Linked DNA regions of Homo sapiens: region 2 is linked to region 1. The links are chromatin contacts, found by Hi-C or POLR2A ChIA-PET in ENCODE. All regions are on one chromosome and are shown on one strand. Each heading gives the region's core, a stretch centred on a gene start or an enhancer-like site at or near the end of the contact. The rest is flanking DNA. Distances are from core to core; before and after follow the strand shown. Region 1 has its middle 50 kb from the start of IYD. Region 2 has its middle 84 kb from the start of IYD.

The links. Hi-C counts contacts between places; a loop is a spot of excess contacts on that map. ChIA-PET counts read pairs that join two places held with the same protein, here RNA polymerase II (POLR2A). Pooled maps may share reads with other maps.
Region 2: a pooled map of heart left ventricle shows a loop between it and region 1 (2.2-fold over the local background). The contact joins two enhancer-like sites. A Hi-C loop is called at or near these places in 1 of 168 maps with a recorded cell type or tissue (CD4-positive, alpha-beta memory T cell), 1 of 37 single-sample maps with no recorded cell type and 3 of 50 pooled maps. POLR2A ChIA-PET finds 5 or more read pairs at or near these places in 1 of 52 experiments (activated CD4-positive, alpha-beta T cell).

The regions. Positions count from the first base shown.
Region 1 is chr6:150,417,854-150,420,625 of GRCh38, forward strand. No RefSeq gene overlaps it. Among named protein-coding and RNA genes, the nearest start is that of IYD, 50 kb to the left of the region's middle. RefSeq lists enhancers at 979-1,547, 1,240-1,534, 1,548-2,114. Within about 2 kb of position 1,363, at least 28 of the 41 ENCODE cell types and tissues checked have a DNase peak (open chromatin) inside an H3K27ac peak, as active enhancers do.
Region 2 is chr6:150,451,688-150,454,460 of GRCh38, forward strand. No RefSeq gene overlaps it. Among named protein-coding and RNA genes, the nearest start is that of IYD, 84 kb to the left of the region's middle. Within about 2 kb of position 1,310, at least 6 of the 41 ENCODE cell types and tissues checked have a DNase peak (open chromatin) inside an H3K27ac peak, as active enhancers do.

The DNA.
Region 1 (2,772 bases), core at 113-2,612:
GGCTATTGAGTTTGGGGGTTCTTCTGTGATCTTATTAGTTGCTACAGATATTCTCAGTATCTCTTAGCACCTTGTAAACAGAGGAAAGAGAAGCCTGCATCTCCTCTCCTCAGCAGATAAACATCTGGGGACAGTGACAAAGCCCACAGACCCTGATGGTGTCTTTGATATACAGCCACAATACGCATTTTGACACCGAGTAGATGCTTTTAGATGATGAAATCAGTGGTTTGAATTGAGGCATTTGTGTGAAGTTCATGAGCTTTCATGCCATGATTGGCTTAAGTAATTCAGAACTAGCTGCGTGTGGGTGCCGTGGAAATACTCTTTCAATCTCTTTCTTATTGGGCCATTTTTGTGCAAAAGAAATTGCTGTTTTAATGGCAAAACCAGCAATTACTTTTGCACCTACCCAAGAGTTCATGGGATATTCAAAGCAATTTTCCGAACTGTATCCTCCAACTCGAGGCAGTTACTGTGAAACCACTAGATGGCACAGTCATGCTAGATGTAATCAAGACTTCAGCAGAAATGAAAAAGTGAGTCTTGCTAGATTACTTCATCAGATACTTAAGCTGTAGTTTACTTCCCCTCTCCAAAATTTTTCTACGTGTTAGTAATTTATGTCTTCCAGATCGTGTAAATACAGATGTGTTAGACTTAGTCATCTAAATCAATTGTTCAGTGACTACAGCCAAACTATAAAAAATGATTACTTCTCTTTGTTTTCAGTTCAAGTATTTTTACTATTCCTTTGCCACACATTTATTTTTCATACAGTTACATCAGCGCCCTGGGTCCCTTTTCTTTTGTACACATAGTGATAGAGAGGGAAATTACTCATCTCCAACGTCCTGGAAATTGTTTTCCAGCGCATAAATTTCCTAGCCCTCTGAAAGATGTCAATCATTTTCTTTAGCAGGGCATTAGGGAACTCCAGCTTTCCGAAAGATGTTAGGAAAGAAATGTCATGTCCGAAGACACAAAGTAAATGATTACTTTCTTCACCCAGCTTTATTTGTCATTTGTCTTAAAAAAAAAAATAGGAGAAGTGTTTTATTCACAGTCAGAGGCTAGGGCAGCAAGACAAGGCACGTTAGTGAGGCTGTAAATACCACTGTGTCCACGTTCACTTAACACAACGCCATCTCCCAGCGCAGCCCCAGCCCCTCTGCACCCCCCGCCCCACTGCACCCCTTAATGCCAGAAACACTCAGGCCCCCCGAAAGTTTAGTAGGGCTGCATTTAGAACAAGTCCAGAGCCAACAAAGGAAAATAGTGGAAGACACTTAGGAGGGAGAAGAGAGAAATGAAATTTATTTAGCCCGAGGTCCCCACGCCATGAATGTGGCCAGCAGGGGGCTTCTCGTGCGGACGCTCAAAGCCGGAAGAGCCAGCAGGCACGGAAGCCCTCGTGGGAGCCGGGAGTTCCATGGCGAGGCCCCCCGCTGCTGCCCCAAGAAACGCTTGGGTTTGAGATCTCAGGAAACACGGAGAGCCCCCACTGCGATGGTGACGGCCCTGGAGTGGGTGGTGCTAAGGAAAGGGCAGCACACCCTTGAGGGCGGGAAGTGAATGGGGTGAGAGTTGGCACTGCTGGCCATGTTTTCCTCCATTTCCTTATGGGACTCAGTTTCCTCAAAGGAAGAACCAAAATGAATAAAGTCTGATATGGTTTGGCTGTGTCCCCACCCAAATCTCACCTTGAATTGTAGCTCCCATAATTCCCACATGCAGTGGGAGGGACCCCCTAGGAGGTAATTGAATTGGGAGGGTGGGCCTTTTCCGTGCTATTCTTGTGATAGTGAGTAAGTCTTATGAGATCTGATGGTTTTATGAAGGGCAGTTCCCCTCCACACGCTCTCTTGCCTGCCTCCATGTAAGATGTGTCTTGGTTCCTCTTCGTCCTCTGCCATGATTGTGAGGCCTCCCCAGCCACATGGAACTGTGAGTCAATTAAACTTCTTTCCTTTATAAATTACGCAGCCTTGGGTATGTCTTTATTAGCAGCCTGAGAACAGACTAATACAGAATCTAGTTTTTTATACAAAGAGATTGAGAAACAGCCCTTGATTGTGCTGACAAGATTTTAGGAGCTGTTTATAAGCGCCCTACTGAGGACTCTGGAGATGATCCTTCATTCTAGAATTATAAGGTTAAAGTTGTTTGTTTGTTTTTTCTACTTGCCTAGTCCTTGGTGTATATAAAGAATCTTGTGGTACTTTGGTATTTATTAAGAGATAGAGAGTCTTTAATTTTTGAATACATTGGATCAATTTTTATATAGTATTGCATTTTTTATAACCCTTATTTACTTTTTATTTTTAAACCCCACCGTCTTCTCTATTCTCTTGACCCAGATGTCATGTAATAAGTTATGACATTATACATTTTCACCTTAGAGCTATGTTCTGGGGCTTGGCGCTCCTATTATTTAAAAAATGGTATCTTCTATGAGAAAACATGAATATTAAAGTAGACATGAATTTAGTTTTGTATAATTAAATTGAATCCCAGGATGGCAAAGATTTAAATATGATTTATACTTGGCATTAGTAGCAGCAAGTAATACTTGCTGCAGTAACAAAAAACCATTTCAGTGGCTTTGTACAATGAAGGTTTATTTCTCACTCTCATCACCATTCAACAGAGAGAGAGCCCTGCTCCATACATTCATTCAGGGATCCAGGCTCTTTCAAACTGGTTGCTCTGTCATCTTCTAGTACCATGGTTCCCTCTACCAATGCTTTGCATCCTATCAACAGGTGACAA
Region 2 (2,773 bases), core at 60-2,559, 34 kb after region 1:
GGACATACCAGCTTGACACACTTCTCAGGAATAAGCTGTTGCTTTGTAAGTGGGTGAAAAAGGCTTCAACCTGCCCTGGTGCCTAAGAGGCAGAATCTCAGATAAGGGTGGACGGACCATGCAAACAGGTGCTTCACACACAAATCACAGGAAAAGCCTCTGGATGTGAAGTGTGAAAAGAACCGCTCACCACCCAGTGGCCTTATCAGTGACAGTGGCGCGTGTGCATGCACACAGGGCTCTTTGTGGGCCATCCCGGGGGCGTCTTTGAATTACCAAGGACAGGACACTAGCAGAAGGGGTCGGCAAACAGCTTCTGCGTTCTTGAGCTGAGTTGGAAGGATGAGAGGTTCAGAGGTAGCGGAGGGGAAAAGATGTTCAGCTAGAGAGGAGTTAGGAGGCTTTCAGCACTCTATCCCTTTACGAAGGCTTTGTGCAATATGACTGAGGGACGTTTGCTCGCACAGCTGACTTTCTCATTGCTTGATATACAGTTGCGGATAAACCTGTCATCAGTGAGCTAATGAGCAGGCCCTTGTGCTGCTGCCTAGCACAGACAAGAGCCACAGGCACACCGTGATGCCTTTGGAGCCTGTTTTTTCCAATTGAGGCATTTGAAATATGTCCTGCACCATGGAACATTAGTGATATTTTGAAATGAAAAAAGGAGCTGTTTCTCCAGCTCAGGGCCCAGTATTGGTAGATTGGTAGTAAGGCTGTTTCCTGTGATCCTCAGCAGGCAGGCATGTTGCCTGCTGGGCGTTTTCCTTCATATTTCATTACATCTCCTGGAAACGATCTTGCCCTAGAGGCCTGGTTGTGTTTGAAGAAACATGGTCCTTAGATCTGCAGCTTCAACACCGGGAAGCATCGCTCCAAGTAGTGGGGCTAGAGGAGCGCTCTGGAAAGCCAGCAGTAGAACATTCCTCCGTTTCCACCGAGACAGGCCTCTTAGAAAGGCCAGCCTCCAGGCCACACACTTGCTTGGTCCTGGAGTCACTGAAGGCCTCTCTCACTGGTTCAGTGTTCCTTCCTCTAGGCCAGGCTGTTTCCACACCTATGACCCGGTGTTAAAACCAGGCCCATGTGTGACCGTGTGGGCCACAGAATATAAAGTAGACACCCCGTTTTTTTGGATTGTTTCCTAATGTTCATGATTCCTGGCAACTGAAAAGTGCTTCCAGGGACAGGACTTACGGTGGGGCGGAAGAGGGAGGAGAGGAAAGTGATGTGAATACTGCTGACACCGTGGAAAGGCTGCTGGGAGGGCCCCTGAATCAGCAGGAGTTCACCTTCCTTCCCGTCCCGCTCTCCAGGCCCCAGTGCTGGGGTCAGCAGTTCATGCATAAGAAATCAGGATTCTTTGGAGCAATTCATGCTGCCAAATGCACACTGACATTCCAGGCCAAACCCCACTCCGCATTTGAAGGTCACTTGGCCTGCGTCAAGCACACTTGACAATTGCTCAAAGGGAAATGAGGGAATTGTTTTGTATAAATGAGTCAACTTACCTTCAATGAACACCACTGGAAATGAACCTGGCAATGATAGACGAGTTTGCATGGCTTTACCTAAGCACCGTCATAAATTATGGCATGTATTATGTACCTCTCAGCTTATGCTCTATGTCAAGTATGGGGAAGAAAATAATACAGTCTAGGCAATTTCAGCAAGACTGGGGTCAACTTGTTAGGAGCATGTGTTCACATGTCAGTGACCTGCAGTAAGGAAAAGAGAAATGAACATAGTCCAAGGTGGGAGGTAACCAGCACCAACCTCTTCCTTCCCCCCATATGGCCACCCTTGGTGTCAGCTTCTCCTAGGGGTGGCTGGCCACCTACCTCTCAGGGGGAGGTGGAATTAGACACCCAACGCACAGCACTGTGGACACTGGCAGGAGGCCTGGGACAGGCTGAGGGGATAAAGAGGTACCCTGCAGAGCATGGTTAACCTGCACCAGGGACAATGAAGAGTTGGATATGCAGATACCTGGATAAACATTGGAAAATACACTCAGTTTGAGAAAATATTTACAAGCGATTCAGGGAAGAGGATGAGTCCATGATGCTGTGGGTAGTAAATTAACAACCATATATATTGTATGCTGAGACAAAACAGGATTGGGAGAAGTCATTTTCATATAAGAGAAAAGTGGGTTTTCCCCATCTTTTCCAACTTGTGCTGCAAGCTCCAATGATGCTGCTGGAGAAAAACTTATCTCATGGAGTTGTTGGCTACTTCGTATGGTGATACAAGGTAGAGGTAACCTCAGACACTCTTTCAGCCCTTTTATGATCCATGTTAACTCCCTCCATCATGAAACTGGCAAAGGGATTCACAATCCTCACTGGGTTCTCAAAAACATTTACCACTTAGACATAAATTTTCACCTGAAGTCAGATTACATAGCTATATGCAAAAAGGAAGCAAAAGATCTTTACAGTCAGTTTCCCACTAATCCCCAAGACATGCTCGGTAGGAGGGCAGGAAGAATAAATCCAACCTCGACATCTGCAGAGAAGCCCAAAGCTCTGCCAGAGACCCCTTGGGGTTGGCTGCTGCGGTCACCTGGTGGCCCTTCTGCCTGGCTTGATGGAAACGTGTGCACTCAGTCTTGGGGCTACAGACAACCTGATCCAGAAAAAGAGTTCCTGCCAGCCTCTCCTTCTCTCCTCGTCCAACCTGGATGCACAAGACTCCAAGAAAAAATAAAAATTAAATGTTCTTACCTCACAGCAGTTGAGGATTCGTGGTATAACTTAAACCTCACCTG